Linked DNA regions of Mus musculus: region 1 is linked to region 2. Evidence: chromatin loops called from intact Hi-C (ENCODE). Cell type or tissue: left cerebral cortex. All regions are shown on one strand. Links, peaks and the distances in the headings refer to the core of each region. The heading gives the core; the rest is flanking DNA. Region 1 overlaps Ptprc (protein tyrosine phosphatase, receptor type, C). Region 2 holds the start of Lhx9 (LIM homeobox protein 9).

The links. A loop is a pair of places that touch in the nucleus more often than their neighbours do. Peaks named below come from ENCODE experiments on the same cell type or tissue, not always from the same donor. Only the 100,000 strongest peaks of a DNase experiment are listed, where the experiment ranks them.
Region 1: it touches region 2 in a loop (5-fold over the local background); 8 of 42 quality-filtered maps call a loop at or near these places.

Annotation. Positions count from the first base shown.
Region 1 is chr1:138,123,714-138,139,124 of GRCm38, forward strand. Ptprc (protein tyrosine phosphatase, receptor type, C) reads right to left here. Exons shown (of 32, transcript NM_001111316.2): 2 at 2,590-2,613. Among named protein-coding and RNA genes, the nearest start is that of Ptprc, 44 kb to the right of the region's middle. In left cerebral cortex, for the core only: a CTCF peak has its summit at 6,615 (motif pointing right); DNase peaks (open chromatin) are centred at 3,303 and 6,638.
Region 2 is chr1:138,827,821-138,843,231 of GRCm38, forward strand. It overlaps Lhx9 (LIM homeobox protein 9), which reads right to left and starts at 14,624. Exons shown (of 5, transcript NM_001042577.1): 1 at 13,988-14,624; 2 at 12,053-12,255; 3 at 10,523-10,878; 4 at 4,882-5,084; 5 at 3,124-3,804. The coding sequence starts at 14,161. The coding sequence ends at 3,547. In left cerebral cortex, for the core only: a CTCF peak has its summit at 7,707 (motif pointing right); a DNase peak (open chromatin) is centred at 7,741.

The sequences.
Region 1 (15,411 bases), core at 2,637-10,636, 710 kb before region 2:
GTTCTAACTTACTGTTCTAAAGGGCAGATGTGTCAGAAGGGAGTGAAAGATAATACTGTTCAGTGGGTGTGGATATGTAAGCTGTCTGCAAGGAGTTTGCACATGGGGTAAATCAAACACTTCTCTGTTTTCCTTTATTTAAAATGTTTTTATTTTTGTGAAAAGAGAAATAAATCAAATTTAGTTTTGTTTAATTACATATATAAATATATATAATCTATAATTTAGTTTTGTTTAATTACATATATATATATATATATATATATATATATATATATATATATATATATACACATATATATAAAATCTATCTGCATGTAACTTGATCGCCAGAAGAGGGCACCAAATCCCATTACAGATGGTTGTAAGCCACCATATGGTTTCTGGGAACTGAACTCACCTCTGGAATGGACTCAGGACACCTGTTCTCTTATCCACTGAGCCATCTCCAAAGTCCCCTAAATTTAGTTTTTAAAATCATCATGTTCTCTCTCTCGGATTATTAGGGATGTTATTTTTAATTGTCCCTTGCTTAATGTGTATTAACGTCTTTGAGTATTAAAATACGCAGTTTTTGAAGATTCACTTCCTCAAAACTAGTTGCACTTTAACAAATAAAGACTAAAACAACCTTTGCAAATTGAACTAGAGGTAAGACATACCTCTCATATTCAGGACCACTCTTCTAACCTAATTGTCCCTCACCCACTATGCATTGAATTAAAAGGAAGACCAAATTTTTTAAAAAGGAAGGAGGAAGTGGGAAACAGAAAAGCAGAGAGGGAGAGAAGAGAGGTGGAAGGAGGGATTTTTAAATCTGGTGCACATAGTGTTAACTCAGCGCCCTTTTACAGATGACAATTTATTTTTTGGTTAGATCAACTAATTGGAAAGGTTGCAATGGTCTCCTGGCCTGAGAGAATATTGCAGCAAGTTGTCCATCAAACACACTGACACTCCCTTGGAGTAAACCAACTACAAAAGGCTTTTGGATTTTAAACCCTCAATGTTAAAAACCCAAGCTGCTTTGAAGAGTGTGGTTCCTCAAGACATTTTCCAGCAAAGCAAATTCAGTCCTTGGTGTATGAAGATGTCTTCAGAGAAGTCTCTCGTGTTAATATCTTCGCAGACACTTAAGTTCAAGTCTCAGCAGTAAAATCTATGACTGCAAATTTGCCAATTCTCTAGTGTCCCTGAATCCTCATTTTGAACATTCTGAGTTTTTCACTGATTATCTTCTATTGGTGATATTTGGGGACACTGCTCCTCTTTGTATTATAGGCCACAATTCTAACTTAACTTTCAACAAGGTAAGAGAATAAGCTATCATTCCATCCCATCACCTTCCTCTCCTGCAACAATGTCTCGTCTACGTGAGCTGAGAGTAGCTTAATATTTTGTAAAGGAAAATGTCAAATTTCACTTAAGAAATTGGCATAAACCAATCACAACCTGCTCTGCAGCAAGTGTTTTATCAAATGTCTCTGCCACACACTAAAACTATACAATTCCAATATTAGACATTGAAAAAATAAAAGAATGTGGTTTTTTTTAAAGGCTCAGGAGTGGGATTTGTAAGTATCTGCATAGTGTTGCATTTAATGACAAATAATTCCTAGGATAATCAACTTTTAGCATTTCAGATTTGCTCCCCTTGAAATGTGCATTTAAGTTATTAAAACACTCATGTTTTACGGTCTCACTTACCTTCTTAAGACATACTGTCAGTCACATGATTAACCAGGAAACAAGCATTTACAGCAACAGAAACATGCAAGGGATCTAACTTCCCTTTACCCACCTGCAGGTCACTTCCTCTGTGTGTTTAGGCTTTAGAGAATTTTAACATCTATATTTGGTCATTAAAGAATTTTTAACACACTGGCAGCATGAGCACTATTTACATTGATTTTCTCAAAAGCTTTTAGAAAAAAATTAATTGAATTACAGTAGGAAACTTTGTAAACTATTAATGCAGCATATCTTAATATTAGATCTCCAAGCATAACTTTAAAAAGGGCAAATTACTCTTGAAAAAACATTATAAAATGAAATTTTAAATAAAAGTGAACCTTTATTAAAATCTAAATATAAGTGAACTCTAGATCCAATTAATTTATATAATGCATTTGTCCTTATATAACAAAACATGTGACGTTGTTTTTAGGCTTCCTACCCCATTTCTAATTCAATGCTTTTTTTAAAAAAAGAATATTCTTATGCAATATATTCTGATCAGTTTTTTTCTCTCTGTTTAAATCTTATCCCATGTACAGATTTTCAAAATTTATTTACAGTCTTAAATTTTTAAAAGGATTAGAAACTCTCTATGCCATTTATTGTCAATTTAATGAAATGTTAAACTTTAAATTGAACACAATAATAATTATGAAATTTAAAGAATGTTCAACTATTCACTAAATTTAATATTAGAAAGAATTTTAAGAGCATGTGACAGTGAGGAACCACACATTATTATACAATTTCTTCTTTAAACTTCTTTCCAAATAAGTATAAAACTTTATCTATATTAACTACATGATTGTTGTAACAAAAATAAAATATTAAAAGTCAAATATTAATTCTTACCATCACTGGGTGTAGGTGTTTGCCCTGAAAAAAAAATAAACACACTTTTAGAAATTTTGAGATTTAAAGCATACATGCAAGTATACATCATATACTTTATTCATATTTATTTTCAGCACATATCATCTTAATGAAAGCAAGTTCCCAATTTTTCTTTCTGTTAATGTTTTGATGTTTTGAAGACAGCTACAGGCTGACCTAATGGATGACCTAAGATGTGGTCCTAAAGGAAGAGGAAGGCGTGGGGGGGCGGGGTTCACAGTTTGGAGTCAGCCTATAGAGCAATTCCTGTAACGGGAGGGCTATAGACACTTTTTTTGAATTTTGAATCAATATTTTTGTAAATGAGCACAAGATAGAACTAAGTTAGAAGCAAAAAAAAAAAAAATGCAAAGAGTACCAGAAGCGCGCGTGCACGCGCGCGCACACACACACACACACACACACACACACACACACACACAAATTCGTGATGATGCTCTCAATAAGAAGGTCTCAATGGGCGAATACACTGGAGTGAAACGCATCCCTGAAACACTCAGGTGGCAGCCCCCAAGACTTTGCATGTCCTTGAAGGAGAAAATGAAGAGTTAAGTAAAGGAAGCAGTCCCGTGCATATTACTGAGTTGCTGAAGTGTGGACATTCTCACTGAATTAAAAGAGGGAACCTCTCAAGAGAAAGAGGCGAGTTTGAATGGGTGCTGATTGCACATTTTGGAAGCATTCCTGTGGAGACGGGAGAGCTCGTGCTACGCATGCCTGGAGCACACAAATAGACACTGTAGCTGACACAAGAGTCTAAGAATGCAGGAGTTAAATGAGTTAAAAGCTGACGAAGCTAATGAGGTACTTCCCATCAGAGGAAAGAAATGAACAGAGACTGTTTGGAGAAAGGTTTCTCTGAAATTATGTGCCAACGACACGGATCAGAAGGATATTGCATATATATACAAAAAATGAGGTGATTTTGCCATTATGCTAATACTGCTAATAATCACCATAGAGTATATTTTCACAACTAAAAATGGCTATAATGTCACTGGGTGGAAGAACTAAGGTCCACTCATGACTGTGACATCGGTATGTGTTGTATGACTGTATTGTTTTGAAAATATTATTTGAAATACTGTCCCCCCTTTTTTTGGCTAGTCAGCTAGTACTTCTTATTCTTTTTTATATTCCTTTTAACAGCAATCCTATCCTCTGATCTATTCTAATTTCTTTCCAAATTCACCTCTAAGAATTATGTTGGTTTGCAGAGAATGAGAAGAAACAAAGTATAAATATATCAGTCATTAATAGATCATGTTTTTAAAAAGACAAAATAACTTGCATTCATTGTGAAGAATATAGTGTACCAACATGATTAAAATGTTCAAGTTGCTTTGACTATATGAAACCATAGCAAACAGTTTCTCAAACTTTTCCACATCTAGAGAGAGTTTGATATACCCCTTCTCAGTAGCACCATGTGGTTCCCTGGAGGTTCACACCATTTCATTGACTTATCTTTAGGAAGTAGCTATTGTTTTGCTGGTCTGCTGTTAGAAGTGAGAGTTGAGCATGGTAAAGGCATGGCCCTCCCCTGAGAAGTCAGCAATGCAAAGGACAAATGCATCCAGTAATCTGCACAAACATTTAAGTAATATATGCACCCTGTTTGGACTGATAATGATTGCAAAGAACTCTACAGTATAATGAAGAGGAGAAGGAGGAGAAGCTACTGTATTGGGGGTATGTATTACTTACTAGGTACTCAGTGACAGAGAAATCCTTGGATGACTTTGAACACAGAGTATATATAAAGGGGAAGCCAAAGCTATCAGATGACAGTTTTCAGACATGAACTCAAGTATAGATGTTGGAGACCCTGGCAAGGGATTGGATGCTTTTCTGAAGGTGGCAGAAACCACAGGATCAATGACTATGAAGAAGAAGCAAGCAAATAATCCCTTTGGTCATAGAAGAAAGGGGCATTTTAGAGTAGGTTATACTAACTCCACCACTCATTTGGGAGACCACTCTGTTTCATGGTACTAACTTAGTTGCTTATTGCCACCAAAACGTGTAATACTAAGCCAAAACATTTGATAAAAAGACTATAAACGTACCACTTATCATATGTTCATGGTAAAAAGTAAATAATGAATGTAGACAAACTATATGAAATTACCTTTGCATGAACTGGGGAGTAGTGCATGCATGTGTTCATATGTGCACAGGCACAGATGTATATATGCATGGATGGAGGCCAGTAGTCAATGGTAATCACTCTCTACCTTATTTTTGGAGACAGGGTCCCCCACTGAACCTAGTGTTCATGGATTCAGCTAATTTGGTGGCCAGCAAGCCTAAGGAGCCTGCTGTCCCTGTCTTCCCCACATTGCGATTAAAGGTGACTGAATGCCACTATATTCAGCTTATTTGATTATTTGTTTAACGTGGCTGCTGGGACTCAGGACTCAGGTCTTTATACCTACAGGGCAGCATTTTCATGGCTGAGCCATTAGTTTCTGTTTTGTTTATAAAATATTACACACAGACACAAAGACAGAGACAGACATACAGAGGACACACACACACACACACACACACACACACACATACACACACACACACACACACACACACACACACACACCTTAACCTTATTTGAAATAAAATTGCAGTACTTCAGAACTACGGTTTAGAGCCAATATAAGACCAAAATTGCTTGTTTTGTTTACAAAGTCCTTCCAGGTAGATTTTTCAATACCAGTAGCTCTCTTATTCGACATGATAAACAGCATGGAAAAAGATTAACCTGTCAAAAATTCTTTTAAAAATAACTCCAAATAATTTTTTAAATCATCTAGAGTATAAACTAATCACTTTAAGAAACTATGAATTCTCCTCGGCAATAAAGATTCAAAGTACACATAAATATCTCCCAGGTATTACCCATTAAAGGAAAAAACACAAAAGAAACACTATGAATCTTAAGGCAGAAATGCAGTAAAGTTGCCCTACAGAGATAGCCTAGTTATAAAGCCACTATCTGAAAGCCATCCACGCCCATGTTATTTAAGATCTTTTGCATATACTAACAGCTACCTCTGTGGATACTTTACATATCAAATACACTGGAAGGCAGAGGGCTTCACATGAATATTTATAGGAGTTGTGCTACTTAAGATCTACAACAGTTAGAGATGTGTCTGTCATGTTTCTGGAAATCTTTCTAAATTACCTGAATAGATTATCACCAAAATCATAAGTAGACATAGCCTTCGAGGATCCTTATTGTTACACAGAAAAACCTGAAATGACTGGGTGGGGGGTGCATTTAGTTAGCACATGGCCTTCCATTTGACTGCTTACAGGGTCACAGAGTAACCTGCTGGGGCCCTGCAGAGCAAATGAGTCTAAGTAGCATTCTGATCAGCTCCCTCTATAGCAGCAGCACTATCCACCCAAAGCAACCCATCTGCTGTCAATACATCTGGTATTGAGAAATAAAACCTTTGCAAAGTGACTCATAACCAGTGCAAATAGGATGAAGTGTTAGTAAAAGTAACATCTCATCTCTCTCTCTCTCTCTCTCTCTCTCTTTCTCTCTCTCTCTCCACACACACACATATATATATGAATGTCTGTATATATATGTATATGTGTGTTTTGTGTATGTATACATATACACATACACATACGCATATGCAAACACATACACACAAACCCATATGTATGAACAAAATTTAGAAAAAATAACAATAGCTGAAGAAAAAATACATGAAGTAGGCGTGTAAATTAAGAACAGTACGTTTACAGGTAGATGACAGTAAAGTGGAAGAAAATCACTTTTCTAAAATATGGATTTTAAAGTCTTTTTCTAAAATTTGTAAATGCAACAAGTATAGACACACACACACAATCAGGGCACTCTACACACAAGCATAGACACTCAGTGTGTCTATGTGTTACAGAATCTTCTACTCTTCTGGTTACACAATTTTCCTGTCTTTTTTTTTCTTTAGCAATATTTCAGTAGATGGCACCAGAGAACCAGAAATCTGTAAATCATCACCTGGTGAGCATTTCCCCATTATAATCCTGTTGTGAATTACCAGCGGAATTGACTAGATACATTAAACACGTGAACATGGAGATGACAGAGCCCTTGATCTTCAAAGCTCTGTTATTCTAACACGTGTATTGTTAACCGAATTTACCTTTCCCAATATGTTTCTTTTACAACTGGAAATGTTTAAATGTTTGCAAATCAAAGTTACCTTGAAGTCACACCCCTAAGTCTGCCATCAGAGATTTAAGAAAAAGTAGGAATCAGTTTGAGTGGAAATGACATTTCAAAGGACATATTTGGGCTTTAAATATCATCTATTCCACCACCAACCTCCCTTCCAAAACAAAAGGAAAGAAAGAGAACCCCGTGGATCCCATGAGGGGATTTAAGTCTGTCTGCTTTGCAAGGACAGAAGAGTGGGAGCAGAATAGAGGAAATAATACTTACTCTGGGTACTAGCCTAAAAAGAAGAGGGAGTGTTTTGAAGATTTGGAATGTATATCTGCATAACTTCCCTCCATGAGCCCAAAGGCTGTACAAAAGTGGGACCAGTGGATAAACACAAAAGAGGCAGCCAGAGCAGCATGCACGCTTTCTCTTCTTAGTGTGGCAATATCAGTGGGCATCAATAAAAATGGAGGATTGCATCTACTATGTCCATTCTATAAATGGTATAAATGGTATATTCTACCCTAGAATGGTAATTCTAGGTATATGATCTGGTCTGTAATGACAAAGGAGTTCTGATCAATGTTACATAAACTGTGCACGGTAGCATAGCCATGTAATCCCAGTTAGAGTCACAATTTCAAAACCAGACTGGGCTGCAGAGTGAATCCAAGGCCAGATTGGGCAACTTGGTAATATTGTGTCTCGAGGGAAAAACATACAAGGTAAGAGTTCTGAAGTGGAGAGCATTTGACTACCATGTGAGAACGTCTGGGATCCTTCTCCAGTAATACACACACACACACACAAACACACACACACACACACACACACACACACACACACACACACACACACACACACAAATAGAGAACTAAGAAAAAATGAGGGAACTATCAGAAGTGGTCCTTCTTGCTTCCATCCACTGATGGAACACAGAGTGTAAACAACTCACTGAAATCCTATCACAATCAGACAATGCCAGTGTCACTTGGCCAACAGTTGTTTTTAATTTAGCCATCTCAGTAAGCCATACAAGGCAGCCATTCTTCTCTGTATTTTCTATGTAATTAAGCAGGGGACAAACATAGCATATGAGGGCATATTAGACTTGAAGTAGGATGTATTTAAAAATAATTGCCCTAGTTCTTTCTATCAGCATTATGTTAAAATATTGGTTGTGTTAGCATTGCATCTTGACTCTATAGAATAAAAGAATGGCTGCCTACCTCTAGAAAATAATCACAGCGATTTATGCTCACTGGCCAGCAGAATACCCTGCCAGTGTCTATTGAGATGGAGTTCAGATTGTGGGAAAGGAAACTAAAAGCCAGAGAGCCCATGCCTTTCGGCTGTCTTTCCATCTCATGAGACCTATGAGTGTATAAGCTATACCAAGGCTCAGAGAGTGGCAACATACATTTTCTCAGGCTTCCCTCATTCAAATGGACATCAAAGAAATACAAGACAGACAGACAGCAGGATACACCACAGAGCAACAAAGTACAAACAGAAACAACACAAGAGCAAGAGGAATTGGAACTAGCTCTAACTCAGGACCTCAGAACTGGGACACATTGTGTCTGGAAACAAAGAGCAGGAGAAAAAAAATCAGGCATTCAAAGTCAGAAAGAGGGAGGGAGGTGGGGGCAACTAAGAGACACTGTCTAAAATCTTTTGTAAATCAAATATTATAATTCATATACCATTCAAAAATGGTGGAATAATATTTCCAAGTGATGACAGAGATACAGGAGTCAAGGTAGGAACAAAATAGTAGTCTCGGTGACTGTAGGCATATAGTGCAATTAAACATTCAACCCTAGCTTTCCCAATCTGCTTAAATCATAAATTAAAAATAAGGACAGTGTTAGCCTGCAAAATACAACTGAGGACAAAACCAGAAGATGTTTAATGAATGAAGGCACTTTAAGATCAGATAGTAAAAAAAAATTTTAATACAGAAACAATGTCTACCTATCTTCTGAACCCAGATAATTGTCCCTCACACTATCAAATACAGCTTTCTGTTTGTGATTATATTTGAGTACTAATAACATGCGTGCAACACTAATAAACATCATGTGCTTTCGCTCTTTTATATTTGGCTAAAAGTATCATGTTATCAATTTCAATTATGTTAATTAACTAAGTAAGCAAGGAAGAGGAAAGTAAAGACTGAAACCCTGGACGAAGTGGAACACAGCGAAACCTTCACAACTGGGAGAGGAAAGCTGGGGGCTCCTGAGTTCAAGAGCATCCTTAGATCAGAGCAAATTCCAGACAAGTCTTAGCTGCACAAGATTCTCAGTGAACAAAAGTGAAAGTAAATCCAGGTGGCCATGTGAGAAAAATTGTTTCCCATTTTTGTTTTCTTGTCTTATAATAAATGCCTTCAATTTAAGGGTGAGTAGGTAGGGGAGCAGGGTGGGCGGAGGATATAGGGAACTTTTGGGATAGCATTTGAAATGTAAATAAAGAAAATATCTAATAAAAAATAAAAATAAAAGGGTAAGAACATAGATGGGTAGTTCCTGTGTGGTTATGGCAACACTAATGTGTAGTAATGGCAACATCAGAGTCTTTGAACTGGATGCAGATGTTTTCAAATGATCCATGTTCAAGGCAAAAAAAGTTGAGGGGGAAGATTGTGAGTTTGAGGCCATCTTGGGCTATGGTGAGAGGCTTTCTTGAAAACCATCATCACCTCAAAATTCTATCCAACCACCATCAGAGAAGCTTCCTCCTGCAGGAGATGGAACAAAAGCAGAGACTCACATGCAGACATTACAACACAGAGAGCTTGGAGCACACAGTCCTAAATAAGATGTTTCCACCCATTCCTTCCCATTAGACCACAGAAGAGGAGGCAGAAAAAGTGTAAGAGCCAAACTGGATGAAGGACACCAGGATAATAAGGCCTTCCAAATCAACTGAGACAGGTCATGTGAACTCACAGAGACTAAAGCATCAGGCTCAGGGCCTGCATGGGCCTGTACCCAATTCTCTGCATATATATAAATTACAGCATTCAGTTTAGTGTTTTTATGGGACTCCTGAGTGTGTGGACAATTGGGTCTCTGACTCTTGTGCCTTCCTTTGGGCTCGTTGCCTTCTGTTGTTTGCTTGTCCAACTTTGATATGAAGAATCTTGATTTACCTTAGTGAATTTTATTTGGTTACATTTTGTTGTTATCACTTAGAAGACTGCTCTTTTCTAATGAGAGACAGAAAAGGAGTGGATCCCGATGGGAGGGGAGATGGGGAGGAACTGGGAGGAGAAGAGGGAGGAAAAACTTTAATCCAGATATGTTGTATGAGAAAAGACATTATTTTTAATAAAATGGGGAAATATTTTTTTAAAAATCATCATTGTTGCAGTCATCACCATCATCACCATCATCTCCTCCTCCCCCTTCTCCTCCTCCCCCTCCCCCTTCTCCTCCTCCCCCTCCCCCTGCTCCTCCTCCCCCTCCCCCTTCTCCTCCTCCTCCTCCCCCTGCTCCTCCTCCTCCTGCCCCTGCTCGTCCTCCTCCTGTTCCTGCGCCTCCTCTTCCTCTTGTTCCTCCTGCTCCTCCTCTTGCTCCCCCTGCTCCTCCTCCCCCTCCTCCTCCCCCTTCTCCTCCTCCTCCTCCCCCTTCTCCTCCTCCCCCTTCTCCTCCTCCCCCTCCTCAAAGTGCTCATCATCCCTTGACATTCTCCAAGGTACCCCAGCATAGGAACACAACAGGACTGTGGAGGCCACATCTTAACACATCCCAGATTATATCAATGATGTGCATCTGTGTATGTGTATATGCCTTGGTATAATCAGCACTGTAATAGTCACTGATATAAAACACAAATCCTGTAGTTGTATCATTAGTGGGCTGACAACCAGGTTCACAGCACAAACTCTGTACAAAAATGAGACTGTAGGCGGCCACAACACGACCTGTGTGCTTGTTATTTTCTTACGTTGGAGTAGAGATTTGGGTAGAAGAGGAAGCATTGCTGGTGGCGATATTTCCCCACCCACTCACTCGTCTGAGACAGTTCCCAGGATAGACCTAATTTTAGACTTAGAATATCTATTTTAGTCTTCGGTGGCTATCTATTTTCCATTTTTTTTTATCCAGAAGTGTAAACCTGATGTTGAAAATATGTGCCAGGTAGCAAAAAGTATCTAACTGTACTAATTAACATTTTACTATGTATGATTTTATAACTCTTTACTTCCTCTGAAATAGAGTAAGATCATAGTGAACGGATTATATAGAGGCACCCACACGTGTTGGCACCCGTGCTAAAATGCTTTACTGTTTTCAGGGCCAAGAATAAAAGTCACTATTTCCAGTAAATACTAGGTGTATGACACGGTGCTGAGTGATGTTTTATGAAATATTAGGTGCTGAATGAGGTTAAATTATACTTTATATAACATTACAGCAATTCGGTAAAGCAGATAACACGCTCTTCTTACTTAGAGATAAATATCATAAACAAATAGGTGCAAATCTAGAGAATGTAAAGTTTAAACTTAACTGACAATCTGTCTGATATAAAAAGGCTTATTTAACTGCACTGTGATAAGAAAAAAATTAATATTAAAGTCAGTATTTGTGCTGAACAGCTAGGAAAGAATTAACAATGATCAGAATACCTTATATGCACCATCAAAATGGGACCCAGAGGATGACACAGTGAAAGGCAGTAGTGTTTTCCTGCATTGTGTTTTGTAGGAGAGAAGATCTAGTCATGCTTTAAACTAGGTATGCAACCTGAGCCACCCTCCAACTTACAATGCTCCTCCTGCCACAGTCTTCCAAGTGATAGGGTTATAGCCATGTACTCTCACACCCCCAAAAACATTATCATTAAAAATGAAACAGTTAGCCAGGTACTCTACATAAGACACACATACACAATTGCATTCTGCTGTAAAGAAGAGTAAGTCACAACATTCACAGGAAATTAGATCAAATTATAATGTTCAATGAAATAAGCTAGCCTTGGGAAGATGTATATCACATGTTTTGTTCTTATGTGGAGCTGTAGCTCTCTCTCTCTCTGTGGTGTGTGTGTGTGTGTGTAACTTATAAAAGGCATAAAATAAAATGTGGCTGATGAGATGGAAGAAAGAACTCTAAGAGGAGAAGGGAAATAATAAAAGGCTAATGGACCGTATAAGGCATGAAAGCAGAAGGAATGGCTCTTAGGGGAGGAAGAGGGCCTGAAGGGGAGGAAAGGGGGCAGCGCTCTGGGGGAAGGACAAAGAACAATGCATACGTATAAAAATGTCCACAATCACACTCACCACTGTGAACGCTAACTAAAATGCTGGTAAAAGTGAAAATTGTTAGACGGTGACAGTACAAAAGGAAAATTTTCATTGTTTACAGGGAAAGGACACATAACGAGAAGCCTGAAGCATACTGGAATGAGGAGAGCAGCTTGGCTTGACTGCCCAGACCCTCTCAGAGAGAAAAATAGAAAAACAATAATAGAAAAACATAGAAAAAATTAAAAAATAGAAAAACAAGTTTGAATATGTCCTTATTAGTATTTTCAAGATTTCAAAACAAATAAAACGATGGCGTGTGTGTGTGTGTGTGTGTGTGTGTGTGTGTGTGTGTGTGTGTGGTGTTAGCTTAAACAAAAAATAAACAGAAAATGAGAGCTACATTGTGGGACATCTACCACCAAACTGTTATCAGTCTCATGAAGAGTATCAAATGTCTCCCCCAAGATTGCACCCAGTCCTCCAATCTCCCCAGAGCAGCGGATAATCAAAGCCAAGGTTGATAAATGCCCAACTAATTTTTTCTCATCTCTCAGTCATGAAAGTGCTGAACAGAAACACTTGGCGCGCTTTCAAAATCATTACAGTACAGGCATAATGGGAAAAGCAAGAGAGAGGCAGCTTTCCTCCGGAGAGGTTTTCGGTGTGCTGTTCGGCTGCTGTTTGCAAAAGCTAAAGGCTCGCTCGCAGCAGTGCCTCTACTGCCCTTGTGGTTTCTTCTCCTCGCACACTTCTGTTTTTCTCATTCTAAGTCTTTATAGGAAAGGAAGAGGCGCAGCTCATGCGGTTAAGCACAGAAGAGCTTCCAAATGGTGCAACCGGTTGCCATAGCACCAGCATAATCAGCCCTATCTCGGGGTAAAACCGCAACTTCTCTAGCTCATGTTGAAGCCGCCTGGCTGCACACTTTAACTGCTACGAAATACCGAATTTCAGGTTGACTTGACTTTGCTCTAGTGAAATCGTATTTCAACAACGAGGCTAACTTTGTATAATGATTGGTTTGATTTCAGAGGCACTTCCCTTTGCAAGGTAACTTACAAATGATACTTTAATGTCAAAATATTAAATCCCATCTTATATTTAAAAATACAAACAGGAATTGTGTAATGAAACTCGGACTGAACATATTACAATAAGAAAAGTCTAATAGAAAATGGAACATGTTCCTTTCCATTCAAGATTATGAAATGATCAAAGATAATCAGGCAGGATTTTTTTCCATATTTGTGAAGAATCCTCTGTTATAATGTACTAAAATAATACCTACCAGTAGGAAGTACAGTATCACCATCTTTGGGAGCCAATGAGCTAAACTACTTAAGTTGGATAACTTCCTAAATGTTACACCTGATAGTACCATGAAAGCAAGGCCTGAAGGAGAGATGCATGCTGGTCTTTCCTCTGCCTGGGCATATCAACGGACAGTCATTTGCCCTGTGTTGGAAACATTTTTCCATGGTGAGGATTTTTACTAACACTCTTACATGTTGATTACCTTATTGTTCCATGATAAAGAAAAATATGAAAATAGCCTGCCGATGTTCATAAACAATATTGGGGTTGTGAGATATCGCCTATTTAGTTGCTTAAGAAAAACTCATCTTGGGCCAGTTCTTCAGGCTTTCTGTCAGCAGAAAGGATATTGTCTGTCTGAAATAAAATAAGTAGCATGCTGAATCCTGACACCTGTTGTAATATTTCAGGCGGCCTGCATCTTACCTCGATTTCACTGATTTTCAACCTGTGGGTCATGACCGCTGGAGGAGTCTCATATCAGATATTCTACTTACCAGATATTTACATTACAATTGATAACAGTAGCAAAATTATAGCTATGAAGTAGTAACAGAAATCGTTTTTATGGTTGGGGGTCACGATACCATGAGGAACTGTATTAAAGGGGTCACAACATTAAGAAGCTTGAGAACCACTGATTTAAGTGTTACAAAAACCATCCTTCCTCCAGGAAGTCTATTCAAGGTCTGCCTGGGTCTAGGGCTGCAATTCAGTTGTACTAGCCCTTACCTAACATCAAGGAGGCCCTGAGATGAAGCCCCAGAAGAGCCAGAATCAGATGTAGTCGCTTCTTCCTATAACCCCAGTAATCAGGAAGTGGAAACAAAAGACTCAGAAGTTTCAGGCCATCCTCATACTTGGCTACACAGACAATGCAGGGCCTCAGGCGACGCTGTAAAAATTAAAAATCCCCAAACACCTACTTGGATCTAGATTTCCTACTCAGGGCTCCTAGACCTCCAATTCTCAGACATTCGTTTTATTTGTTCGTGGGTCTGAGACAGGGTCTCATGTAGCCTAAGCTTCATGGTTGCTTATGGTTATCAAACTCATTGTGCAGCCAAGATGACCTTCAATTTATAATCCTTCTTTCCCTGCTTCTGTCATGCTGGTGCTGGCATTACCAACACTCACCCCCATATTGGACTCCTGTGATGTTGGGAATCAAATGTAAAGCTTTATACGTGCTAGGCAAGCACACTACAAACTGAGCTACATTTGTCGCTCTGGAAGTCATTCATAAGGGTTGAGAGACTTTCCCTTTTACTAGGTGTCTATGCTACTTAAGTTTAGGCTCTAGATTAGCAGTGCTCAACCTGTGGGTGGCAACCCTTTGGAGATCGAACAATCCTTTCACAGGGGTAGCCTAAGACCATCGGGAAACAGGGATATTTACATTATAATTCATAACAGTAACAAAATTACAGTTATGAAGTAGCAACAGAAATAATCTTATGATGGGGGGTTACCTAACATGCGGATCTGTAATAAACGGTCATAGCCTTGTTTGATGAATGGCATTCCTCTTGGGTTATTAAATGAGAAAGGAAGACATAGGTGGCTTAAGTAATCTGTTTCATAACAGACTAAGCAACAGCACCAAACCTAAATCCCAGGTCATACAGAATCCAAAGAACCTGATTTCCACAAAACTCTATAATGTTTCACTTAGTAATAGAAGATCCTCAAGTTTGGAACAAAGTTCTTGAACTCCTGAAGTCTGAGGCCTGTTACTTCCTTGTTCTTGTCTGCCTTCTCAGGCATCCTCCCATACACACACACACACACACATACACACACACACACACACACACACACACACACACACACACACACATGGCAGCATCAACCAAACTCTAAAGAGTCCTGATATGTGTCTTTCCTATTAAAATATTTTCAGAAGCAACTTCTCAGTGTATGCCCAGGAGTGGTATTGCTGGGTCCTCAGGTAGTACTATGTCCACTCTTCTGAGGAACCACCAAACTGATTTCCAGAGTGGTTGTACCAGCTTTC
Region 2 (15,411 bases), core at 3,787-11,786:
ACTAAATATAGTAAGTGAAAAAAAAGCCATAAAAAGTTAAAAAAAAATAACTTCACCTCATTCTCTAGTCTGGATTTCCCCCCCCTGGGCATAACAAGCTACAAGTGTACTGTCCTGCCTCTTTGAGACAGTGCTCAAAATTAATTTCAACAATATGTGCTTAACATAAAGTTAACTATGTTTGCATCAAATAAAATGTTTATTAATGAAAGCTATTTATCATACAGGAAACAGCAAAGTCATCATTACAGAGATGTACACTAGAGGTGTTAGATGCAAAAGTGCATGCAGAGCCTTGTGTTTAGAAAGGAAGAATAGACAATAATACTAAAATTACTGGGCTTGGTCCCTAGTCTCTCATTAATGAGTTAAAAGTTATTCTCTGAATTTACAATTGGGAAATGCCATTAACAGATAGGACTGATACACATTAGCAAGCAGATGAAGTGGATACTTTTGGACTTTACTTTACAGCTATGGTGCTCGATAAATGTGTGGAATTGTTTCAGGAATAATTTTCTCCAAATGTGGGGAGGGCATATTACTGCCAGCTTGCTCTGGTTTAGATATGGTTTATCTCGCTCTTTTGTTAAACCACACGAGGCTAAGCCCTCATTTGTGTCAGACATCATAAAGAACAGGTTTTCTTAACATTCAATAAATGACACTTATGTCTCACTCTGTCTTTCTCTCTCTCTCTCTCTCTCTCTCTCTCTCTCTCTCTCTCTCTTTTGGTTCATAAACTTTTAAATGTATGATTATCATAACCTAATAGTGTCTTTGTCTTCACTGCAGTGGATTTCCGATCAAACTTTTCCCCTTCTTTTAATACTTTAGGGAATTTTCAAACGTCGGGATGTTTGGCTGTAATGCCCCAAGATTTGTTCTCCCTGAAAAAAAATCATAGTGACAATTTATTAACTACAGAGCAACTTGGCTTTTAGGGGTCTGCAATTTCTATTTAGATTTACAAATATCCATTTGTGCTCAATAGACCTGATATTAAATCTTAATCATATTTAAGGTTTCTTTTCATGCAATTACAGATCTGTTCATTTATTTTTATTCTAAAAATTGAACTGAGTCAAATCAGTGGGGCATTACTTTTATTATAAACACGAATATTTAAGAGTATTTCAAGACTAAATCAGATTTTATCTTCAATGGTGTGTGCGTTTGATATGAATCAGAAGTATGGAAACCTAAGAGCTATTTGTCTGTTTGAATTTTTGATTGAGCTGCTATTTCTTATCTTTTACACATAGATATTGAAAACAAACTAATGCAAGTAAAACTTAAATAAAACTGATGGGAAATAAAACTCCTTAGATTCAAAATGGTTTATTCACACAAATTTAATAGGATATATCACAATTGTTTGGTCCATAAATATTTAGGGGAAATAGTTTCTATACAATGCATTTATCAATAAACAAAGGAACATGGACAATTTTGCTAGATCACTTACTGTACTATAAACACGAAGCTCAATATATAAGATTATTGAATTTATCAACTATTTTTGAAAGAGTGCACAACTGCTTTCTATGACATGTTTGTCCCCTCTAACAGGATACACCATAAAAAGAGTTTCAGAAATAAGAGGTAAAACAGTACAAAACTAGCGAGGTGTCGAAAGGGTTAACAGTTAATATAACAAACAACACATATATCCTGATTTTTCACAAACTCACTTCCAAGTTATATCATAAGGCACATAGGAGAACTGAGTTATAATTAGTCTACTTAATAAAGTAGATCTGTAGTACCATATATTGTTCTGTCAAAGAACAAAATTTATAAGTCTCGATATTTTACCTGTAAAAGTGTGTAAATAAGATCTCAGCCTTACCAAGATTGTTTGGTCTGGTTAGTGGTAAATGCCCAAAATGTAAGAGAAATACGAAAGGTCAAGATTTAAGCTCCATAGAAGATGACCACACTTGCTAAATATATAATGGCGATCACACTTTTCTTCTGTTACAGTGTTAACTTCTCTTCCATCATCATCTTTTTTTTTAAAAATAAGCTACTTTCTGTGCTAATTTTCTAAAGACCCTGAGCAAAAGATACAATAATGCACTTTAATGTGGGCAGTGAACTGTCGATATGTAACCACACATTTATACAGCCAGAAGGGCACCTTTAAAATCTATTAAATAGCCACTTCGACCACCAGAGGAGATTTAAGGGGTGCAAAATGGTGGACAGTATGTGCAAAGTTATTCTTAACAATCCACTAAAGCAAGACATAGATCTTGACTTCTTTTTTTTTATTATTTTAGGAAATCCACAATCTAGTTGTTTTATTATTTTTTTTAACTACAACAGAAGCAGATAGATGAACATTCACCACTGCCCAGACCATTAAGATTTCACCTCAAATTAAAAGAAAAAAATTTGCTAACTGTAAACTAGGAAATATAGTCAGCCTGGCATCCACAAGGCTTCTGAGTTTATCTACTTAAGAGTCACAACTTCACATCTGTAATGTTAAAAAGATATTATACATAAATCAATCTGTGCCAAAATAAAATAAAGGAAAACCAAATAATTCTCATTGTTGGTATTAGTTTACTAAGTTGGTTTAAAAAAACAGAAAAAGAAAGAAAGAAAAGAAGTTATGTAGAATGCCAGATACAATATCATGGTACAGCTGAAGCCAATTAATCAAGTATTAATTAAATTATGCCAATATTTTTACTTCTTAAAAATTGTATTTTGCTTATTTCCATTTCTCGAGGAAAATCATGATAAAATACAAAGAATAGTTTCAGTCAGAGACTGGCTGAGTTTTCTTTGTGTGTGTGTGTGTGTGTGTGTGTGTGTGTGTGTGTGTTTGGGAGGTCAAAAGTATAGAATTTCAAATTCTAAGTGTAATTTTCAGGGAGTTTAAGTTTTGTTTTGTTTTGTTTTTAAGCAATAAAGCGTTGGGATGGGGACTATACAACTCTAACAGCAGGAAGTAACATTCCTGAGTCAGACAGCCCACCCAGTTAATCATTACTATTTAAAACTGATATTAGCATTTTTGTTTAATTATAGTCTTCACTTGAATTAGTAGTTCAAGTTAAAAAACAGTAATAATATATTTGATTTTTAAAAATTTCTTTAATATAAGCATTTTTAATTGTAAGAAAAATCAATTAATAACCTGATCACAGGAAAAGGAATATAATTCGCCCATCGTAATACCATTTTTTCCCTTCGAGATTCTGGAAATAAGTAACATACAATTTTAAGAGGCACTTATTAGAATGATTCAAAATCTTCCCTTACCAACTGAAAAAAAAACTGATTAAAGAAAAAAGGTCAAATACATCTTGCAGACCAAATTTGTTCATTTAAAAGCGACAATACTGTAAACTCATAGCCAAGTGGTGTAGATGCTACACACCAAGCTGCTATTTTATTCCCCAAATATCTTGTGGGTTAGAAGGAAAAAAAGTCTTGTAAATAATAAAATAATAATATTAGAATAATAATAAAAAGAGAAAGAATTCTTTAAAAAACAAAAAACAAAAAACAAAACCAAAAAAACCAATGTTAGAAAAGGTTCGTTAAGGTAGTTTGTGAGGGGCTTCCGGGTTCGTGGCTGTCCATGTTAGAGGTCACAGTTGTCACTACAGTGACAGTGGGATTGGTCAGGTCTGTTAAAGTGGTCGCAGTGCCGGGTGGAGTGAGAGCGCCGCTGTCTGCTGAGGGCGGGGCCGGAAGCGACGTGCCGTCAGCTTTATCAACACCCCCATTCTCCTGCCGCAAAAGGTTCCTTCTGAATTTGGCTCGTGCGTTTTGGAACCAAACCTGCAAACCAATCCCAATTGATTTCTTTATCGATTTTTTTTTAAGTTCTTTTCTCTCTTCCTTTTTTTTTTTTTTTCTCTTTTTCTTTTCTTTCCTCTATTTCTCCTTTTAGATATTTTTTTTTCTTGGAAAGAAAGTGGACTTTTTCTACTTCTTTCAAAATAAACTAATTCCAGTAGTAGAATAGATTTATACTCTCTTAATTTATATATTCCTGAATTAAATGTGCCACTTGGGATAACTGATGCTGAAACGGAGATACTACAAGAAACAAAGGCATGGAATCTAGGGGGAAATATACCATCCCTCAAAAGAATAGGGAAAAACGAGGTCATTAAATAAAAGTGTCAAAGTAGGAACTACTCACTTGAAGGGAACACCAGAAAGTTTAAGCCGGTTGCTAGTCTGTCACCTGACAAATTCTGTGCAAACTCTTCCCAGTCACAGACCCCAAACTACCAGAGAAGCACAGGAGAGCAGAAAATGTCTGCTATTGGTCACTGAGGGGGAGATGGCAGGTCGCTCATGGCAACCCTGTGTAATCTTATAAATCTTCCCAAAAGTCTGGGAACGAAATTCAACACCAGGAAGAATTCCTGGTTTTTTAATTACGAATTGGTAAAATGGAAAAATTCCTACTCTAACAGCTTACTGAGATACTAGCCTTATTTTTGACTGCTCAAGGGCTAGGGTCGGGCCACTTGAATTCGGAAAGTCATAACATAGGGGTGGGCTGCCAAGATTTTGTGGATATGGGACAGTAGATCCTTAGAAACTAGTACACTAAACCCGACTTGAGAGGGTATCTCTACAGGCAATACTTGTTTAAGTATTGCCACGGATACAGCAATGAGGTTTTGGAGCCCACCTCTGCATCTGTAGGGAGAATGTGAATCCTGGATGTCTATCCATCCCTGAGTTCCCTCCAGGAAGTCCCTGTAGGAAGATTACTAAGGAAGGAGCCGACTAGGAAGCAGAGTAGGAAATAGTCATGTCCAAGTGATTAGGGAAGAGAACCGGTCAAGGTCAGGGGGAAGGGAGGAGATATAAACAAAGCCAATGACGGATGTGGCTTACCTGTAAAACTCTTTTGGTCAGGCCTGTTTTTTGAGCAAGCTGTTTGAGGTCCTTGGCATCTGGGTTATGGTTGATAGCAAAGTAGGATTTCATGGTCCGGAGCTGGTGATGCTTGAAAGAAGTTCGCATCCGTTTGGTCTTCTGTGAAGGTGGATAAGGCTGCTGGTCCCGGTCCAAGTGGTCTGCCTCGTTCTCATTACAACCTGTTGCAGCAAAGAGTGAACAAGCAACTGCTCAGTGGAAACTTCTACACTGGCTTAAAGGATGCAGGGTGTGTGACAAAGCTTCTTCATGAAGCAAAAGGCTGTCAACCCAGTGGTGAGTGATAACTAGACAAGAAGACAGTGGCTACAGTCAACTAACATGGGAGACCTGGACACAGCTGGCTTACATAGTAGAAAACCTGAGTTAAGTCCTTTCCTGTGCTTGGTACTCAGTATAAAACCCTGGAGCAAAGGTGGGAAGTAAGAGGAAGAACAACATCAGAAGAGGAGGAGGAGAAACCCTTTTCTGATGGTTTATGTGTATCTTCACCCAGGTATCTTACAGCGCACACATATTGTATTCCAAATATAATAAAACAAAGAATGACCTAAGCCATTTTCCTGTCCTTATGGAGCTTTCTCAACCAGGAGAAAGAACATGCATGGTTGGAAAAAGGAGGAGACTTGAGAAAAATGACTTTTTTTAAAAATGTCTTAGAGAATCATAAGAGCGCTGTATTTGGAGTGTTAGCTATCACTGGTTAGCTTAGGCTATGCCAGGAAGAAAACACTTTTCCCTTGGAGTTAGTCTAATAAATATTTCTGAAGGAAAATGAGCCCAGGCTTCTCGTTCACTCCTGCCTGAAGCACTCCCCACAGCTCACTGCTGGGATGCTTGTGAGTCAGCTGTGAGCTGTGCCACTCACTGGCCTGACAGAGAGAGAGAGAGAGAGAGAGAGAGAGAGAGGGAGAGAGAGAGAGAGAGAGAGAGAGAGAGAGAGAGAGAGAGAGAGAGAGAGAGAGAACAGCATCTCAGCTCCTGGAAAATCCTCCTTGGCACCAGGGGCAAAATAAGTCAGACTTTCAACCCGGGGGAAAGTTGTTCTCATCCCCGGGATGTAAAAAGCTCCTCACAGTTACAGCCCTTGCACAGGCACATGAGGAGAAAACATTTAAACAATAGTTACTGACTTACCTTTGCAAATTCATGGCCTTTGGTTCTTTAAACCCTTATTTTAACTATTTATCTGATGTATTGTCATATCTGACAATCCTGTGCTTCGATGAATTACTGAAAATCAACCTGATTATGTCTTTATGGAGGAAAAGCTTAAATCTTGGAAAAAGTGAGACATCTCTCAGCATTACCCTTCTCCTGCTTTTTACAATGTTGCCTGCCTGCCAGGCTCTGGTTAAAATTTCTTTCAGACTTTTCTAGCCAATCAGTATTTCTATATACACATTCGTACCCAGAAAGCAGCATGTATATTGTGGTAAACAGCCAGGAAATTTTACTTTAACAGAAAAACTAGTTTAGTGAAAAATTATCCCAAATATAATAAAACAAATTATGACCTTTTGTGTGTCCTAAGACACAAAGGGGGGAGGGGCACATACAGAAAGGCAATTATACAAAAAAGCAGGTGTCCCTGAGTCCTCTGAGGGAGAAAGGACTGTGTCATACTCTCCTTTGGTTTCCCTAAGTGAAAAACAAGGCTGTGAACTCAACAAGTCTGAGCTGTTTGTTCGCCAAGAAATTACAAGCTCTTATTAATACAAAGTCAGATCAGGTGGAGATAGTGTCCAAGTCAGATGTATACTGTCAGACTCTGAGCTTAAGCTTCTTATAAGCCAGTCAGAATGGAAACAGTTCCCAGAGATAACAGAAAGGACATATTTTACATTTTACCCTATTTCATCCCAGTGGGGATATGTCAACTTCAAATAGTCTGCACAATTGCACTTTCAGATCCTCAGACGGATGAAACAGTATCTTGTGACTGTAAAAGTAGGTTATCTCCAGTAAACTGAGCCATATTTCACAGCCAGATTGCAAACATACCCTCAGCAAATGGCCAAAGAAGCACATTCCATTCATCGGAGGCCTCTTCAAATGAGATAGCAGGCCTAGCCTATGTGAGCAACTTTTCCTGAGCAACACATCAATAGTCACAGAGACATTAACCTGATGTTTAAATAATACACTTACTTATTCCCCCTCTCCCAGGATAACACTTCCTAAAAATGAATAATATCCCCAGCCTAGCTATCTCACTATTCATCACTAAAATGAATCTAAGGAGAAATAAAATAAGATTTGAGGACATCGCTTCTCTATGTACTCTCGGTTTGGATTTTCTCATTGCAAACTCGATATAGCAGTTGAGTGTATTAGAAAAATGTTATTGGGTTTGTTGCCACATACCAATTCAGTGTGTGACACAGGTATCAGGTCTTTCTTACAATATATGATTCTCATGTGGCTATGTTTGCCCTACATTATCCAACGGGATAGAGAAATCTATTTCTGACACAGTTTAAGTCATCATATCCCAAACTGCTTGTGTTTAATGGCAAAAGCTTTATGTAAATTTGCAAATGATTGTTTCCCCTGTGTCTAAGCTTTAGGAATACTTTCCCCCACTCCTGAATTATAAGAGCAAATAACTCTCTTTAAATCACTTCAAATATCCACCTGCAACTACACATTTGTTGTTACTGAAGTTAATGAGAGGAGCTAAACAGTTTACCTTCCTTTGCTAGGGAGATGGTCACCTATCTAAAAGGAGTTTCTGTTCTGAATGGTTCGGAACCTTCTGAGAATTAACTAATTCCTGGGAGACCACTAGGGGTCAGTACCAGGCTAATTTTACAAGAGGAATCTTGCACATTTAGAGGCAAGAACCTCGGGAGGGAGGTTTTGAGAAGTAGCAAAAATCCAGTTTCTAAGTTAATGGTCAGTTACCCACGGAGGACCTGTGTAGTCTAGGCTAATCTTTTCACCTTTGGAGGGCTTTGCTTCAATCCAACATCTCAGATAAATGATCTCTATGCCTCCTCCAAAAATATCAGCCTGATTAATATGTTCAAAGAGGTAGAAACTGAACTAGGAACATTCTCATAGAAAGGTACTTGCCCTGTGGCAAGCACTAACTGATGTCTGCCAAGTCTCCCAGCCTTTCTGATGGTCTTTGGCTCCTCATCATGTTTTATGTATGTGCTTTTTAAAACTCATTGTATGGATCCCATAAACGCTGTTCTTTACATTTCAACAGAAGTGGCCATCGAAAACCCAGACATGCTAAAACGAATGGTCTTAAAATGTGGGTGACTTGTATGTTCTATATTTTAACGTGTTCTAAACTTGCTGGCCCACCCCGCCCCCTCCATCTCCATTTGACTGTGACGCTGCATCATCTGAATGGTAAGCACTTTTTTTAATAAATGAAGGGGATTTAGGTTAGATTACTTTAAACCAATTCCTCCAAACTCTCTTCACCTGATCTTAAAGGAATGTGCACTATTTGTTCATGCCTCTGGGAGTCTCCAGGGAAGAGAATGCATATTGGGACGCTGTGGTGGGTTAAACAGCCTGGGCTCCTGAAACAGGACAAGTTACTCAAAGACTGAGCAGCCCTAAGGAGCAAACTAGGAATCCATGCCAGGCTTTTCTTTTTTTCCCTGCTCTATTCCTCTCCAGAAAACTAAAAACCAAGTAAAGCTAAACTCTGTTATTCTGAAAGTTTCTTGGGTCTAGCATAATGTAAGATCCATGGGAAAACCAAATTTAGCTAATTAGATTAAATGAAACAAGCAAACAGCCCAGCTCATTCCCAGTTTGACTAGAAATCCCCAACCCTCTGGATTGTGCAGGCACAGTTCTCTCTCTCTCTCTCTCTCTCTCTCTCTCTCTCTCTCTCTCTCTCTCTCTCTCTCTCTCTCCTAGTTGTTTAAAACCCTGTCTCCCTCCCTCCTCTTCCCCTCCGACTTTCTGTTCCTCCTTCTCTCCTCTCCTTTCTCAGTAGCACAGTCAGGTCTTAGTAAGTGGCTAGAAATTTAAATGTCATCTTCTATCAATAAAGAACAATTAGTGTCCTGCCTGTCTTGCCTTGAATGTCGTGCATCAAAGAATATGGAGTGTGCCCTGGGCAATTGGACCCTAGGCAAAGCTCTCTGCCTCAGCTTAGCAGGGGTCCCCCAGGCCAGGGTACAACCAGGCACAGCCACTAAGCCCTTGGCCAACCCCTGGGCTGAGCCCACTGCCCTGATAGGAACCTACCCTTAGCCTCTGTGTTGGCCCCTTTCCCTTGGTCCAGCAGCTGCCCAGATGTGAACTCACTAGAGACAGATGCAACCTCCTTGGGCTACATGTTTCTTTTCTCTGAGAAGCCCTCTCTTTGTGCCATCCCAAAATGAATTCTTTTAAAGTGGGAAGAGAATCCCACACAGCCTAGCTTAGGGACCACACCTGCTCAGGATCATCTGAGAACTAGGAAATCCGAGTGGGAATCTCAGTCCAGATGTTCACAATGTCTGGGACCTCAGGCGGATCACTTAAATAGGATATTGTTCTACTATCTTCCAGCTACAAGTCACATGCCACACCAGACACTGAAAACTGGAAGGTGATACTCACGGCCAGTTTGTCTCTTTTAGTAGCCCAAAGGTCCCTATGTGCTGAGTTCCCAAATGGGTTGGGGCCAGGGCATGGGAAATCAGAGCAGACAAGTTCCTTGGGCTTCCCCAAACCAATCCTGGGTCCCCTTTCCTTGCCCTCTGCGCTTGAATAAGAGCTCAGGTCTTCAGGGCAAGTAGCCTCACTTGTGAGTGAGGCAGATTGATAAATGATAGACGTATCCTCCAAAGCAAGGAAGTCTTTAGGGACTGTTGCCTGTACTCTGATTTGAATTGGGAGACGGCTGGCAAACTGCTGGCAAACAGGCAGCCTGAGGTAACACTAAGCCACCCCAGTGGACTGGAGATACTTCTGGTTATCTGAGGTCTAGATGACCTGATGATCTCTCAGGCAGGGAGTGAAGAGGTTAGATGAATACCCTGAGCCTCCAGAGGCACAGCTGTCTCAGCTGTGCAGAGTGAGTCCCACCCTATAGTTGCTCATTGCCGAGATCAGAGATGCCGATTTTTTTCAATACCCTCGCCAACTGTGTTGCTGATTAACTTTGGGCTGGTGACCACAGCCTCTGCCCCCTCTAGACAGAGTGGAGCTGGGCTCTGAAGTCTTTTCTTTTCCCCCATTAACTATTTAGGAAAACCTCCTCCAGGATCTATAATTTGGCTCCAACAAAGGAATTGCCCTGGGGCTGTTTTGCTCCAACTGAGAGCCAGAAACTAATGGGCTCATTAACTAATGGGCAACAAGGATTTGGCTTTGCCTGTTTGGGGGAAGTCACTTCGGCCTCACGGTTATAAATTTTTTTCCCCCACAAGCTCAATAACCAATAACCCATCCTCTCTCCCCTTCCGTCTCCTTTACTTCTTTCTCTTCCTCAGACTGAGAGAGGTGTGGTGAGAACAGGGTCCTGTTAGGCAAAGCACTGTCTTGGTGACTTGGTGTTGGAACAGCACCAAGTCCTGCTAAATCCTCCTCCAGCAGTGTGAGATCTGAGCTGTCGGAGTGGGTAAAGGTAGGGGCCCACCTGAGTTGTAATTCACGATGTCCACTCCCAGAGCTGGGCTCTTCCGCTTCCGGGGCCGCCCCTTCTGCACGGTGCCAGTGCCATTGAAGTAAGGCAAAGCCAAGCCGCCGCTCTTGGCCGCCAGCTCCGTGTAGCTCAGCTGAGGTGGATATTCCCCTTGCAAGAGGGTCTCGAAGTGTGCGCGGCAGTACACCAGGCTGTCCTTCATCCCGAAATGGTCGCCCGTGGTCAAGGTCTTGTTGCAAGTGGAACAAGTGAAGCAGCTCAGATGGTAGACAGAGTCTCGGGCGCGCATGACCATCTCAGAGGCGGAAATGCCAAGGTGGCAGCGGGCACATCTCTGCACAGAGAACCTTCTGGAAGCAAACAGGAGAATCAGGGAGCCAGTTGGTACAAAGAGGACCCAACTCCCATTCGCAGTACCAGGGCTTAGTCTACAGGGGCCAAAGACTAGCTAGGGAGTTCTGGCTGAGGACCTCTTTGGATATCAGCTTTACTTGCTCGGTGACCTCCTCTGGTCCTAGTGAATCCGTATATTAAAGTGCGAAGAACCAGGAACTAAGCTTCAGTGTATTTTTTTTTTTAAGCAAACAAACGAACTGGCCAATTCACGGCGCTATTGAAAGAATATTAAATTGTAATGCCAAATGAAAAAGGCTGATCTTAATGATGACAAAATAGTGCCACTCTTTCATGTATTGAGTGTGCCTGGCATCCCAGAAAAAGAACGGTAATTCCACAAAGAAAAAGCTATCCCTTTATCTCCTGCTTCTGCTTAGACAGGAGCTAGATAATGTCCACAGACGCAAACATTTCCCAACCTGCTGGGATTTTTGTTTTGTCGGGTTTGTTCGATTGTTTTGTTGTTGATGATGTTTGTTTCTTCTTTATTGTTTGTTTCCTTTTGTTTTCCTTTGCTCTGCTTTTTTGTTTACTTGGTTGGTTGTTTGGTTGATGGGTTGGTTGGTTTTTTGTTGTTGTTGTTTTGTTTTGTTTTGTTGTTTTGTTTCCTTCAATCTGGTTCTGACTAGCCATTTCTGGAACAGTGGCCTCTGTGACTTTTTCATAGGCATTTACAGGACCATTGTCACCCACCTGGCTGCTGCTTTCTGGGCCAAAAGTGGGGGAGCTGGCCAATTCATATTGAGGGGGACCACAAAACACAACAACAACAACAACAAAATATTGTCTCCTTCACCTGATACCTGTCCATTTCCTCTTCTCCCTGATTTTTCCGGAGGATGCTGTGAAGAGCTGAGAACCCTGATAAAACTCATTACACCCTGGGATCCTTCTCGCCCATCCTCACCAATGGAGTATACACAGTTTTAAGGCAATTTCCCTCATTTACGAAAAACAACACACACACACACACACACACACACACACACACCTGTACTCTGACCGAGCCAAAAAAAAAAAAGGGACAGAGAAGGGACTCCGGATTCTCGCAGTGGCTCTATCGCAGTGGTTCTATCTGGTGAATTGGGTCAGAGGAGTGTGTGAAGGGGCTGGGGGTGGGGGCAGTACCTGTAATAATCCTCCTTGCAGTAAATGCTACCGTCCTTGGCAAAGCAGGTGAGCTCAGATTCCAGAGCCAGCTTACATTCACAGCACTTCAGGCACCTAAGATGCCACTGTTTGTCTACGGCCAGCAGATAGTACCTGTCGGAGATCTTGCCCCCGCAGCCGGCGCACAGAGCAGGCTTCTCCGGGCTGAGAGGGGGCATACCCTGTGAAACAAGCACAAGGCAAGGCTGAGGGTGGGTTCGGGGCGTTGCCGCACAACCCGGGACGTCCTGGCAGAACGGCAACCCCAGCGCAAAACAGCACACCATTACAAGGGCCACAGAAACATTTGCAACTTCCCCCCATTTTCAACATTCTGTTCCCCTTCCTAGCATCCTGATCCTCCTAGCCTTGTGACCCTAAAAAAAAATCTCAACATCTTGAGCTTGCTGAGAGCCTACAGGATGTTTTGATGGGCGGTCCAGAAGGAGAATAACTAAGGCTAAAAATGTGTAACTTTCAAATAATACACAAAATAAAATAACAAACTGTTATTGAGAACTAGAATTCTGAAGTACGTGAATCTTTTATACACAGACAATACTATAATTCCTTTTTTTTTAATTTATATAGGCAGAATAATTTGGCCGTCGTTGTGATTCGGACATACCTAACAGCTCTTGCTGTTAAGGCCGTCGCCCTAGCCCTATCCTTGGTGAGAAAGTGAAGTGCCTGTCCTGAAAGAAGAGCCCCATCCATTCTTTTCCGTACACTCGCTCTTTTCTCTAGCCAGCACAAACAGCACAGATAATTATCTTGAATTTTTGATTCCCAAACTAAGACCTAGTTCCCAAATGAGGCTAGCTAAGGCGGTAAAACTTATTCTGAGAAACACAGTTGGGATGTGGTTGCCGCTTTTAAAATAAAGTAGCCATTACAAGTAAAAAGTTCACCGCTGGACCCTTTCCTCAGACTAGCAGAAACAGTCCGGGCTTCCCTTATTACATTCTGGTGGGCATGGGAAGGATAAATTTCGTCCTTTACTCAGATATTGGATTCTCACTGAATTAATTATACAAATAGCGACAGTGGACTATTATCCCAAAACCTCGCTGTTCTTGTCTAGAGCCCTCTCGGGTCAGTTTGAGCTACAGTCCTTGCTGTTATACAGAGGGTCTACAAAGCACTCTTTGCCCGGAATCATCTCCGCAGACTTCTGTAGTTTTTTCCCCCTTTGGTGCGTGGAAGGGGGACATGTTTAGGTTACTAGTATTTTCACGAAGACATAATAACTGCTGTTACGAATAGGAACCGCAATAGTAGATTCCATCTCTTGAGGTTGTAGCGCTCATGTTCTTGCTTTTAGACTAGGGACCCGCTCCTTCGCATTTTATTTGATTTGATTTCCCACTATCCAATACACTGGTCCCATAAGGAAGAGAAACGCAATTTTTGTGACGACCAGAGCAGCTGAACTGTCCTGCAGAGCCCCTAACAATCTCTGGTTTCGGGTGCTGAGCTCCGAAGAATGGGAAAAGGACCAGAACGTTGAGGTCTACTCTGAAGGTCTTGTCTTCTATCCCAGGGCAAGGACGCCAGGCCGGTAAGTAGTCCCCCTATTAACTGCACCAAGGCTTGCCCTGGGGGCGGGCGGATCCGGCCTGGCGGCCAGGTCGCGGGAGACTGGAGTTTGTGGTTGGCAGGGAGCACGCCCGCTCCTTCCAAGGCCCGCTGCCCTGTCGGCTCGGGATCAGCTGCTATACAAAGACTGGAGAGCTCAGGACTACAACATCTTAGACACCTCGATTCGGAAAGGGAACCTTGCCTAGCAAGCACGCCTCTCGTGAAAACCTTGCGAACATCCCTAGGCAAAAGTCCCCGGGACCCGCCATCCCCAACCTGGGCGGACCGGGAGACTCGCTGTTTCCCGGGCGCCGCGCCCGGACTGGTCCTTACCGCGTCGCGGCCGTTGAGCTGAGTGCCTTTGGTCAGACGGGCCTCAGTCTTGGATCTGCGCTCCATCTCCTCCATGATACCTTGGATGTGGCCTCCGGAGATTCCGTGGAAGAGCATGGCTGGGGGGCGGAAAGGACACGAATTGTTTTCGGCTCGGCACCCCACTATTTCCATAAACACACGCCTGGGGCTCTCAGTTCATTCGAGTGAAGAAGCAAAAGCGACCGCACAGGGCTGCGCGATGCAGAAGCGTAGAGACGCGTTGGGGAACAGGGACAAGAGAGGAAAGAAGAAAACGACAGAGTAGAAATAGCTCTACTTGAGAGGGAAAAGACCGAGGCAAAAGAACGACGGGGAAGGGGGCGGGGGGGGGGGATATCCAGGGTTTTCCAGAAGGAGATGTGCAGAAAACAAACAAACGCGGACGGAGGGAAAAGCAGGCGATTCTAACTGCAGCGAGAGATCGAGTTACTAATGGAAAACAACTGCCGAGGGGGGTTGAAGTGGGGGGGAGGAAAACAAAATCTAAGGAAGAAAGAAAAATAGTTTTGAACACAAAGAAAGAGAACGAAGTGCTAGATTCAGCGGTCCCCGGCTGCCTGCAAGTTCCCAGTGCCTGTAGGTTGCGTTGGGGACTGCTCCAGCCGGAGCTGTGTCCAATTTGTTAAGAGACTAAAGCCAGCCCATTTTTGATAATTTAGTAGGAGGAGTCCTCTCCCTGGAGCTGCCACGGATTTTTATTCAGACAACAAAGACCTGTCATACCTCCTCTCAACCCCCTGGTGATGGGCAAGCAGGGACAAACATTACAAAGGGGTGGGGGACTGGGGGAAAGGCAGAAGGAGGGGGTCTTTACCCCCTCCCCACATGCGCGCCTGCACACACACACACACACACACACACACACACACCCTCAAGCATACATCTTTCCAAGAGTTCCCAACAGTCATGTTTTCAAAGCGGTAAAGGAGCCCTTATTGTCCGCATCCTGGATTTGATCCTAGTTTATCCGACCCCAGCCAGGAGTGCACAGAAGATCAGTTCCAAACCTTAAGTTTCCTTCTCATCTACAGACTTTTTTAAATCCCCGTTTTACAAGACTGTCACCAGAAATGTATAAAAACCCCACAGACTTTGAATCACTCCACGGAAACGGTACTTTTAATGTATGCTCCCTTGCTCCCCATCTCTTCTTAACTTACTTATTAAAAGCACTCTTCAGACAGTTGTCTGCTTGCCTAACCTCCCCGAGGGCAGGCGGTGCCACCAGGCTCTGAGACGTCCACCAAAGTGAAAAAGGGGCGTGGAGAGCCTACTTTTCTGAGTAATACTTTTGGAAATATATATATTTACTATATATATATATACATATATATAGTAAATTTTTCGAGTGTACAGGCCAGGACATGCTTTTGTAGACTGTA